Regions from separate parts of the Homo sapiens genome. Here regions 1 and 3 are each linked to region 2. A link is an interaction called in ENCODE POLR2A ChIA-PET data of the cell type or tissue named here. Cell type or tissue: GM12878. All regions are shown on one strand.

What was found. Peaks named below come from ENCODE experiments on the same cell type or tissue, not always from the same donor. Only the 100,000 strongest peaks of a DNase experiment are listed, where the experiment ranks them.
Region 1: POLR2A ChIA-PET joins it to region 2 with 8 read pairs; 4 of 35 experiments call an interaction of 5 or more read pairs at or near these places.
Region 3: POLR2A ChIA-PET joins it to region 2 with 5 read pairs; 1 of 35 experiments calls an interaction of 5 or more read pairs at or near these places.

What each region holds. Positions count from the first base shown.
Region 1 is chr15:90,778,910-90,782,909 of GRCh38, reverse strand. It overlaps BLM (BLM RecQ like helicase), which reads right to left. Exons shown (of 22, transcript NM_000057.4): 13 at 1-88. Among named protein-coding and RNA genes, the nearest start is that of BLM, 64 kb to the right of the region's middle. In GM12878, no CTCF peak of the experiment used is centred here; a DNase peak (open chromatin) is centred at 1,759; H3K27ac peaks cover 259 bases.
Region 2 is chr15:90,895,576-90,899,575 of GRCh38, reverse strand. FES (FES proto-oncogene, tyrosine kinase) reads right to left here. Exons shown (of 19, transcript NM_002005.4): 19 at 3,800-4,000. Among named protein-coding and RNA genes, the nearest start is that of MAN2A2, 5.7 kb to the left of the region's middle. In GM12878, no CTCF peak of the experiment used is centred here; a DNase peak (open chromatin) is centred at 2,255; H3K27ac peaks cover 1,578 bases.
Region 3 is chr15:92,820,860-92,824,859 of GRCh38, reverse strand. No RefSeq gene overlaps it. Among named protein-coding and RNA genes, the nearest start is that of CHASERR, 60 kb to the left of the region's middle. RefSeq lists enhancers at 1-58, 3,800-4,000. In GM12878, no CTCF peak of the experiment used is centred here; no DNase peak of the experiment used is centred here; H3K4me3 peaks cover 115 bases; H3K27ac peaks cover 530 bases.

The DNA of each region.
Region 1 (4,000 bases), 120 kb after region 2:
CCATTCTAGGCAATCAAATGCCACCTTTTTAGGCTTTTTCGGTAATACATAGTATTTCAGATTATGTCTGTTAAAGCTCATGCTAAACCTAAAAAAGTCCCAAACATAAAATTTAGTTATTATGAGAAAATATGACTTTAGGTATTGTTATAGACTACATGTGTCCCCCCTAAAATCCTAACCCCCAGTGTGATGGTATTAGGAGTTGGAGCCTCCGGGAGATAATTAGGTCATGAGGGGTGGAGTTATGAATGAGATAAGTGCTCAAAAATAAGTAGAGACCTTGCTGGCTCTCCCCACCCGCATATGTCAGTATGCAAAGAGAATACTACCACTTGCAAACCAGGAAGAGGGACTTCATCTGACTTGGGATCTGCCAGCATCTTGATCTTGGACTTCCTGGCTTTCAGAACCAAGAGAAATAAATTTCTGTTGTTTAAGCCACCCAGTCTACAGTATTCTGTCATAGCAGCCCAAGCTAATATCAAGTAGTTTTTGTTTTGTTTTGTTTTGTTTTTTTTTGAGACAGAGTCTCACTCTGTCGCCCAGGCTGGAGTGCAGTGGCACAATCTTGGCTCACTACAACCTCTGCCTGCTGGGTTCAAGCCATTCTCCTGCCTCAGCCTCCCAAGTAGCTGGGATTATGGATGCCCACCATCGCGCCCAGCTAATTTTTGTATTTTTAGTAGAGACAGAGTTTCACCATGTTGGCCAGGCTGGTCTCGAACTCCTGACCTCAAGCAATCCACTTGCCTTGGCCTCCCAAAGTGCTGGGATTACAGGCATGAGCCACCGGGCCCAGCCTACCAAGTAGTCTTAAGTTGAATATTGTCGCTAGCAGCTTACACAATAGAACACTGAAATGGAAGTAAGGCTAAGGGTTAAAGAAAAGAATGGTGATAAAGAGGGAATGTTTATGGGACTAGATGACAAAAAATTAGGATTGTGGAAGAGAAAACATATAGAAAGACAAAGTAAGTCAGGAGCCCAGTCTCTTGACTCCAAGATGAGGCTGACTAAAAGCAGAGATGGTTAGAACATTATTTAAAATATTAAGGAAATCACACAGGAAATATACGTATTTTTAGGCCATCAATGTTCCCAAATTTTGACCAGGTACTCAAGCTCATCCAACCCGCAGCCCACGGGCCACATGCAGCCCAGGATGGTTTTGAATGTGGTCCAACACAAATTCATAAGCTCTCTTAAAACAGTGAGATTTTTTATGATTCTTTTATAAAGCTCATCAGCTATTGTTACTGTTAGTGTATTATTATTTTTTTGAGAGGGAGTCTCGCGCTTGTCACCCAGGCTGGAGTGCAAGGGTGCGATCTTGGCTCACTGCAACCTCTACCTCCTGGGTTCAAGCAATTCTCCTGCCTCAGCCTCCTGAATAGCTGGAATTACAGGTGCCCGCCACCACACCCAGCTCATTTTTGTTATTTTTAGTAGAGATGGGGTTTCACCATGTTGGCCAGGCTGGTCTCAAACTCCTGACCTCAGGTGATCTGCCCACCTTGGCCTCTCAAAGTGCTGGGATTACAGGTGTGAGCCACCATACCCGGCCAGTTAGTGTATTTTATGTGTGGTCCAAGACAATCGTTCTTCTTCTAGTATGGCCCAGGGAAGCCAAAAGATTGGACACCCCAGGATACATAAAAAGCTAACTGCAGGACAGCAGAAGGAGTTAAAGCCCTACTGATTACAGTCACTTTATTTTTGTTCTTGGCCCCAAATAAAATGTGGCTGACTCTGAGACAGATGTGCTCCTCCTCTTCCTCTGGTCTACTATTCTTGCCCCATTTCCTCCCGCCCACTTCCTCAGTGAGCTTGTTCTCTCCATTATCTCCTCTCTTGTCTTTTCAGTCTGTTCTGTGAATCTTAAACAAATTCAGACCCTCAATTTTCACATCCCTTGGTTTCCCATGGGGGATTGGTTCTAGGGCCTCCTCGGATACCTAAATCCAAGGATGCTCAAGTCCCTGATATAAAATGGTGTAGTATATGTATATAACCTATGCACATCCTCCTGCACACTTTAAACCATCTCTAGATTACTTATAATACTCAATACAATGTATTAAATAAATGCCATGTAAATAGTTGCTACACTGTACTGTCAGTAACTATGTGACATTTTTCTTCTGTCCTGGCGGGAGGATACAGCAGAGTATGCCTACACATCACTTCATTCATGTGGACACAGCATAGCGCTTGGTGCTCAGCAAATTCAAATCTTGCTTTTTGAAACTTTCAGAAACTATTTTTCTTTCAAATGTTTTTGATATACAGTTGGGTGAATCTGCAGATGCAGAAACTGCAGATAGGAAGGGCTGGCTGTCCTTTTTCATAAGACTGATCTGAGAATGCTCCCACAGACAAGAAATTCTGGCCAGGGGTGGTGGCTCACATCAATAATCTCAACATTTTGGAAGGCCAAGGCAGGAGGATCACTTGAGCCCAGGAATTCAAGACCAGTTGGGCAACAAAGTGAGACCCTCGTCTCTAATTAGAAAAAAGACATCCTGGACGGGCGCGGTGGCTCACGCCTGTAATCCCAGCACTTTGGGAGGCCAAGGCGGGCAGATCATGAGATCTGGAGTTTGAAACCAGCCTAACCAACATGGTGAAACCCTGTCTCTACTAAAAATACAAAAACTAGCCAGGCATGGTGGCACGTGCCTGTAATTCCAGCTACTCAGGAGGCTGAGGCAGGAGAATCGCTTGAACCTGAGAGGCGGAGGTTGCAGTGAGCCGACATCACACCACTGCACTCCAGCCTGGGCGAAGAGTGAGACTCTGTCTAAAAAGAAAAAAAAAAAAAAAAAGACATCCTGCTTGTTTCGCCTTTCCCATTTTTCCCTTTTACGATTGCCTCACTTCCTGAAAACAAACAAACCAATCCTACTTTTCATCCATTCTGAATTTTACCACTGTGCACTGTTCCAGGATGTAAAAACCTCCAGGACACCAAACAAAGCAAACTGAAAAATAGTATGAGTGTAGGTGAAATTTTCTTTAATTAAAGCACTAGAAATCCTTGGTAGGAGGGCCTCATATCTTTCGGTGTTTTACTTATTTCTGTTAAGGGTGAAGAATAACTAGGAACAAAGTATTTTGGTCCTTATTAGGATGTTCTGATTTCAGATATACTGAGAATAAGGTGGTGGGAATGAAGATGACCTTCACTTTATGATGTTGTTTCTTTCATCTCTATAATCACAGAATGCATTACCCTGAAAGTCTTTGAGACTACCGTTAAACAATACTTTGATACCACCACTCTTATGACAGCATTTCTTTGCAAAAAACTCCTAGAGTCCTTTTAGTGCTTGAAAAGGCAGAATGTGTAGCAGATTGTGGCAAAAAAGGTAGTAGATTAAAGAATTGTCTAGGAATACAAATGATGAAGAAAATCTTAAAATGCATTTGAGTTGATTTGGGCTTAAGTTGGAAACGGTGCATGAGTCTCTCCACCGATAGGAATGCTATGGTGACTGGGCATAACAATGGCCTTATTGCTTTTTCCCACATTAAAAAAATATATTTATTTTCAGAAAAGTGTTTTATTAATTTAAAAAAATCTTTGGGTCAAAAAGAGAGACAAAAACAAGTGTTGGTGAGGATATGAAAAAATTAGAACCCTCATACATCGCTAGTGAAAATGTAAAATGGCACAGCCACTTTGGAAAACAGTGCGACAGTTCTTTAAAACGTTAAACATAGGCTGGGCACGGTGGCTCATGCCTGTAATTCCAGCACTTTGGGAGGCTGAGTTGGGCGGATCATGAGGTCAGGAGTTCAAGACCAGCCTGGCCAATATGGGGAAACCCCCATCTCTACTAAAAATACGAAAATTAGCTGGGCGTGGTGGCGCACACCTGTAGTCTCAGCTACTCAGGAAGCTGAGGCAGAAGAATCACTTGAACCTGGGAGGTGGAGGTTGCAGTGAGCCAAGATCGCACCACTGCACTCCAGCCTGGGCTACAGAGTGAGACTC
Region 2 (4,000 bases):
TTCCCATCTACCCAAAATGTTCCCGTGTTAAGTGGCCAAGCAGTCCCTAAGCACACCATAGTGGCTGTCAGACTGTGGTCCAGCCTTGCCTATGTGGCCCATGTAGAGACACACATGGTTGTAAGGGCACCATGGTGAACCTTTTCCCCTCCATCTTCACACGCCTTTCCATCAGGACCCTCCAGACATAAGCACTGCTTTGACTTCTCTGTAACTTAGTTTTGCCTGTTCTTGAACTTCATAAAATAGAATCATAAGTATGAACTCTTTTCATGTCTGGCTTCTTTACTCAGTATGACTTTTTTTTTTTTTTTTTGAGACAGTCTTGCTGTCACCCAAGCTGGAGTGCAGTGGTGCGATCTCAGTTTACTGCAACCTCCGCCTCCTGGGTTCAAGTGATTCTCATGCCTTGGCCTCCTGAGTAGCTGGGACTACAGGCATGTGCCACCACACCCATCTAATTTTTGTATTTTTAGTAGAGACGGGGTTTCACCATGTTGGCCAGGCTGGTCAACTCTTGGCATCAAGTGATTTGCCCACCTTGGCCTCCCAAAGTGCTGGGGTTACAGGCATGAGCCACTGTGCCCAACCACGTCTTTGACATTCATCAATGTCGGTGCATATATTAGTGGTGTTTTGTTTGTTTGTTTTTATTGCTGTATATACGTTTGGGTCATTTTCCAGTTGTTCTGGACCTAATTTCTCTCTCCACTTCTTCTGTAACTTGAATTATTCATATAGTCCCATGTTTCTTAGCTTCCATTCTCTTTTTTCCTCTCTGTACTTCAGTTTAGGTACCTCCTTTTAACCTATTAAGTTCACTAATTCTGTTTTCTGATATGACTTAATTTCTAAATTCGATTGTGATTTTATCCTTTACTTCTATCAATGTTTATGAAATCCATCCAATGAGTTTGTAATTTCAGGGGTATTTTTCAGTTCAATAGCCTCCTTTCATCCTCTTTTAATAGATTCCAACTCTGTTGACATTCTCTACATTTGCTTCTTTTTTGTCCATCTTCTTCTCTATTTGACATATTAACCAAGTTATTTAAAAATCTTTGCCAGTTCCAATGCCTGGATCACATGTGGGTCTGCTTTTATTTATTTTTTCTTTTATGTATTAGCCCCACATTTCTCCATTTTTTGCATGGTTTATGATTTTTAATTGTATGTCACATATTGGGTATAAAAGAAGGATAGGGGCTTCAAATCTTGTTATTCCCTACAGGAGCTAGTCACTTCGATGCAATTACGTACTGAACTGGGTTGGGGCAGTGTTGGAATTGCAGTAAAATTCAATCCCCTCCTGGTTGTCCTTGTTCCTTAGGAATGGCCCTCTTGGATTTTGGATTGAAAGCCTAGTCAGTCTCTGTCTCTCTCAGATCTTAAAGTTCTGCTCTTCAGAGATTTAAAGGGAGCTCTTTAGCTTCCCAACCCACACAGGCGCAAAACCTGGCAAATACCTTATGTTGGGGAGACCAGCTATTTGTTCACTCCAGGCCTCCTCTCTAAACACTGCAAGACTGTGGGACTTGCCTTCTCAGTCTCCTGCACTGCCTCAGAACTCAGCAAATGTCCCATGGGGAAAACACTCTGCATTTTGTGCTCCTCTAGGTCCTAATCCATAGCAAGTCCTTGCAACTACCAAAAACTGTTCCTTTCTCTCTTCCCCAGTAGAGTCTCTCTGCTTGGGCCAAGTCTGATCCTCATGTCCCAAATGGGCAAATGTTTCAGGGAAGAAAATAGCTGCCTATCACTAGTTCAACTCGGAAGGGCTCTTCCCTCCTTGAAATTTTAGTCCATTCAGTCTTTATTTCTGTGACCACTCTTCATTCTTTTTAAAAATAAGACATTTCGGCCAGGCGTGGTGGCTCATCCCTGTAATCCCAACACTTTGGGAGGCCGAGGTGGGCGGGTCACTTGAGGTCAGGAGTTTGAGACCAGCCTGACCAACATGTTGAAACCCCGTCTCTACTAAAATTACAAAAATTAGCCGCTCGTAGTGATGCGTGCCTGTAATCCCAGCTACTCAGGAGGCTGAGGCAGGAGAATCGCTTGAACCCGAGAGGCAGAGGTTGCAGTGAACTGAGATCGCGCCACTGCACTCCAGCCTGTGCAACAGCGCGAGACTCCATCTCAAAAAAAAAAAAAAAAGAAAAAAAAAGACATTTTCATCTTAGCTGTTTTTTCCCTAGCGGTTGCAATGGGAGTGGTGGCGTGCAGAGACCTACCATATCCTACCTAGCAGAAGTTTTTCAGTTCTGCTTTCTACCATTTCCATTGGAGGTATTATTTCACTTCCTAGTATTTTCATTTAATTACACGACAACACAACTTCCTTTTGTTTAAACAAGTTATATGGCTCACTCTCATCTCTTTCAAAATAGATTTTTGTTTGCTGTGTTTTGTTTTTTTGAGACATAGTTTTGTTCTTCGCTCTTGTTGCCCAGGCTGGAGTGCAATGGCGCGGTCTCTGCTCACTCCAACCTTCATCTCCCCGGTTCAAGGAATTCTCCCTTCTCAGCCTCCAGAGTAGCTGGGATTACAGGTGCACACCACCACGCCTGGCTAATTTTTTTTGTATTTTTAGCAGAGACGGAGTTTCACTATGTTGGCCAGACTGGTCTCGAGCTCCTGACCTCAGGTGATCCACCTGCCTCAGCCTTCCAAAGTGCTGGGATTATAGGTGTGAGCCACTGCACCCAGCTGATGTTAACTATTTCCTGAACTTTCTTGAGGGATGGCCATTTTACTTCAAGGTTTTCATTGCCCTGTTCTGTATTACAAATGTTTCCCACTTTGTTTTTTAGTTATGTTCATACTTCCTTATCTTCTCAAACTTCGCTTTTGGTGATGTTAATATTTCAGATGACTTTTTAGGTTTCACTGGGACTTAGGGGAGGAGGTGAAGGCTCCCCAGTCTGCCATCTTATTCCTCAATAAATTCATCTTGAGAAACAACTCCCTCAAAAGCATTTTCTTCCTCATCAGCCACATCAGTCTTCTTTGAGTGGAACTCTCTTCTCATCTCCTCCTGAATTTTATGCGAGTGTTATACGCATCCATAGTGTCAGCTACTCTCTAATATTCATAAGCCAATGATTCACACATCTATTGCCAGCCTTCATCTCCATCTGGGCTTCCAGACCTATTCATCTACATTTTAAATTAATTATTTATTATTTTTATTTACTTATTTTTGAGACAGGGCCTCGCTTTGTTGCCCAGGCTGGAATGCAGTGGTGTGATCACAGCTCACTGCAGCCTCGACCTCCGAGGCTCAATTGATCCTCCTACCTCAGCCTTCTGAGTAGCTGGGACTATAGGTGTGTGCCACCACGCCTGGCTAATTTTCTTGGTTTTTTGTTTTTTGTTTTTTGTTTTTGTAAAGATGGAGTTTTGCCATGTTGCCCAGGCTGGTCTCAAACTAGGCTCAAGCAATCCACATGCCTTGGCCTCCCAAGTACCTGGGACTACAGGTGTCTACCACCACACCTGGCTTCACCCACACTTTTATCTCCAATAAAATGCAACATCTCTAAACTCAACATCCTCCTCGAAGCTCTGATCCTCTTCCTATAATCCTATTTCAGGGGATGACACCGCCATCTGGCCATAGCCTGTATATCATCCTGATCTCTCCCCCGCCTTCCGCATGTCTCACATCCAGCTGCTACTAAATCATGTCAGCTCTGCCCCATGCATACTGCCTGTCCTCCTCCTTCCCCAAGGCCACCATACCGGCACTTGTGCCTTCTGAGACCTGCCTTCCAGAGGAGTGCACATGCCAGGAGTGTTCAGTGGGCACAAGTGGTTTTATTGTTTCTGCCCGGAAGAGGAAGCCCTGGCAGCAGCAGGGACACAGAGAGGACACGGCGCTGCATCCTGCCGGCAGTGTGGATGCTGGTGGCAGGAGTCCAGGACTGTGAAGAGCTGTCAGCATATGAGCTGGAGCCGCTGAGGAGCTGCACCTAGGCCTGCAGAGGCCACCAGCTTG
Region 3 (4,000 bases), 1.9 Mb before region 2:
CTCTGCCTCCCAAAGTGCTGGGATTATAGTCATGAGCCACCACCGCACCCAGCTAGTTTGGAATCTTAACCATTTGCTGAACTTGTTTATCCTTCCTTCCTCCTCCCCCACGACTCCAACCATGCCTCAGTTTTTGACCCTAAGAGTCAAAAATTCAAATATCTATAGAGGCCAGGAAGTTAACTTTAATGAGCAAAGCAGCTAGATTTAAGAAAAATAGAAACAGACACATTTTATGTGTCTAATAAACAGAGGCAACTCTTCATTTCCACTAAGAAATGGGCTCCCTCGGTTGGGTGCAGTGCCTCACGCCTGTAATCCCAACACTTTGGGAGGCCGAGGTGGGCAGATCACCTGAGGTTGGGAGTTTGATACCAGCCTGACCAACATGGAGAAACCCCATCTCTGCTAAAAATACAAAATTAGCCGGGCGTGGTGGTGCATGTCTGTAATATCCCAGCTACTCGGGAGGCTGAGGCAGGAGAATTGCTTGAACCCAGGAGGCAGAGGTTGCAATGAGCCGAGATCACACCATTGCACTCCAGCCTGGGCAACAAGAGCGAAACTCTGTCCCCCCGCCCCCCCCCCCCCCCCGCAAAAAAGGGCTCCCTCTCATTATTCTTGAAAGATGCTTTTGTCTTGTTTTCTCTCTTTTGGTACTTAGAAATACTTTACTCCAAGAAAAATACTAGTGCAGATTCAATATAAATGACACTTCATACTTAGCATCAATGGAGAAGCAACAGGGAATGGCAAAGGCTATGGCAAAGTGGACAGCTCATATACCATCTAAAGTAGCACTAGGCACCTGCTGATAGGGTAGCCATATCTTGTTCTTTTTTTTTTTTTTTTTTTTTTTTTTTGAGATGGAGTCTCATTCTATCACCCAGGCTGGAGTACAGTGGCGCAATCTCGGCTCACTGCAATCTCTGCCTCCTAGGTTCAAGAGATTCTCCTGCCTCAGCCTCCCAAGTAGCTGGGATTACAAGTGTGCACCACCACACCTAGCTAATTTTTGTATTTTTAGTAGAGACAGGGTTTCACCATGTTGGCCAGGCTGGTCTCGAACTCCTCACCTCAGGTGATCCACCCGTCTCGGCCTCGCAAATACTGGGATTACAGGCATGAGCCACCCCACCTGGCTGCTGTATCTTGTTCTTTAGATGAGCAAAAAGTAAAAAAAAAAAAAAAAGGCGAAGTCTCTGATTTGTATGTAAATTCAGATTTTAAAATGTAGCTTCAAATTTTACAAAACGAATGTTAAAAAGAGCCCAACAAAATAGTTTGGTGGGCTTGACTCAACCTGTAGGCCACCAGTTTTAAGATCTCAGATCTACTCATGTAGGCACCCTGCCGTGAAGTGCTGGGAACAAAAAGATTTAAAAAATCTTTGAATATAAAATAAGAAGTTTATGGACTAGAGAATTAAACATGACTACCCACACTTAACTATCTGTGTGCTGTAATAGGAGAAATTACCAAGTGGTCTGGGAGCCCAGGGGAGACCAAATCAGATGCAGGTGCATGAGCAGTAAGGTAGGTCAGGGAAGGATTCCAGAAGGAAAGGATAGTAGGAACTGTCTTGCTGGTTGAGCCAAGCCAGCAGAAATGGTGAAGGAAGGTGGTCCAGGCTTGGTTATCAGCACAGCCACAAGTAGCCTGAGTCTTTTGGAAAAGAAGCTAAGGTAGGATGCTAGAAGCAAAGATGTCTTAAGATCAGGAGGTCAGTGGAGAGAAGTCCTTCTTGTGAGGCATCTCCAAGGTGCCTACATGAGTAGAAGAGAGCAGACTGAGGAGTGAAGACAACTCAAAAGAACATCAAGGCCAGTTGCCTGGTCTGCATTTCTTAGACACATTATTGTGGCCTGGTGCAGCATGCAAACTCACTTCAGCATCTGCCAGAAATTAGGCTTAATTTCAAAGAAACCAGGAAGTAAAAGTTTCCATCAAAATAGAGGATTTAACCCCCAGCATTTGACAATACCTTCTCCTGGCTTCCCACTATCTGATTCATTATTATGTCTGTGGAAAGGGTGGGCCAACAAGCTGACTCTGAGTGCAAGCTGACTCTTTGACTGGAATAGCTGGTCTAATCTTGACACAGATGCAGATCTAAAATGTAAATCAATGTGTCCCGGGTACAGCAAGGGAAAAAGACTCCCCTTCCTCCCTTCCTTTCAGCATTTATTTGAGAAAACTTGTAAGGGAAAATTCTTTCTCTAACCCTTTGAGAGGTATGTAAATCTTTTTAAAAGCTAAATAAGCCTCTTACCAGCTTTACAGCCCAGAAATGTCTTACTCAGTGACCTGGGAGCTGTCTCTTTGAAATGCAATCACCACAGAAGGTAGCATCCCTACTTACAGTTTCTGTGGGAGAGCAGGAGTGTTAACTCCAGTAGGTGCCTTACTTCAAGGTGCAAACCTAATTCCTGTTATAAAAATGTAAGTTTATTTTTCCTCTAAATAAAACTAATTAGCTAACACAGATTACCAGCTACCAATTACTGTGTGCATTTTGCATGAACTAGCTGTGACAAGTGGTGCTGCCAAGTCCTCTTACTTGGAGACTGGTTACTATTTAATCTTGAAAACATGTATGGTAACGGGGTATATCTGCTTAGGTATGTAAAAGGGTGAAATTTCTTTCTGTCCTTTGCAATCTCTAGCTAATGACCTGTGATGCACACCACATTTGAACTTAATGCTTATTCTATCATAGAACTGTTTTTTCTTCTGCTTTTGTGGGTAGGTTTTTTTGTTGTTGTTGTTTTGTTTTTTGGGTTTTTGTTTTTCCTTTATAGGTTGGCAGAAAATTTTAAATTATACTTCCCCAATCCCTGCCACCAAGGTTGGCTAGGGTTGGGGCTTTCAGCTCAGAGGGAAGCATCTAAATGGCTGGATGACTAATACCTGATTCAAATGTGAGAAGTCAGTTCGCAACAAAGAGAGGTGTACTTCAGGGAAAGAGGCTTTCACACTCTGCAAGTGCTGCACTTAGAAGACATCATGTACTCCCAGTAGTATTATATTTACAGAGGCAGTATATAGCACAATGGCTGCCTTAGGGCAGGCTCTTATCAGACTGCTTGGGTTTGGATGCGGATTCCACCATACACGACTAGCTGTGGCACCTCAGGCAATTACTTAACCTTCCAGAGCCTTAGTTTCTCTATCTGTAAAATGGGGAATAAAATGGAGGTACCTATCTTAATGGCAGTGCTCGGCAGAATAAATGTTAATTAGTATCTTTTTGATGTGAATTAGTATTACTTAGCAACTTTATTTGAAGGTTTGTTACAGGCAGAGCCACTTTCGGGATACAAAGATGGATAAGAAACAAAGTTCCTATCCCCAAGGAATTTATAATCTAATAATAATTATAGTGGTGCCATAAGATCAGATCTAGGTGTAAGTTTTTTTTTTTTTTTTTCCCCCGAGACAGAGTCTGGCTCTTGTTGCCCAGGCTGGAGTGCAATGGCGCGATCTCGGCTCACTGCAACCTCAGCCTCCCGGGCTCAAGCGATTCTTCTGTCTCAGCCTCCCGAGTAGCTGGGCCCGGCCGTAAACTAATATTTCAAGAAAAAGAAAAATAGGGCCGGGCGCGGTGGCTCACGCCTGTAATCCCAGCACTTTGGGAGACCGAGGCAGGCGGATCGCCTGAGGTCAGGAGTTGGAGACCAGCCTGGCCGACATGGTGAAACCCTGTCTCTGGTAAACATACAAAAAAATTAGCCAGGTATGGTGGCGGGGGCCTATAATCCCAGCTACTTGGGAGGCTGAGTCAGGAGAATCCCTTGAACCCGGGAGGCGGAGGTTGCAGTAAGCCCAGATCGGGCCACTGCACTCCAGCCTGGGCGACACAGCGAGACTCTGTCTCAAAAAACAAACAAAAAAAAGAAAAATCAACAAGTATTTTTAAAAGGGGAGTGGACATGGCCCGGGGCATCATTACCCAAACTGAACTACACGTAATTATATGGTTCTATAGTTAACCGTCATC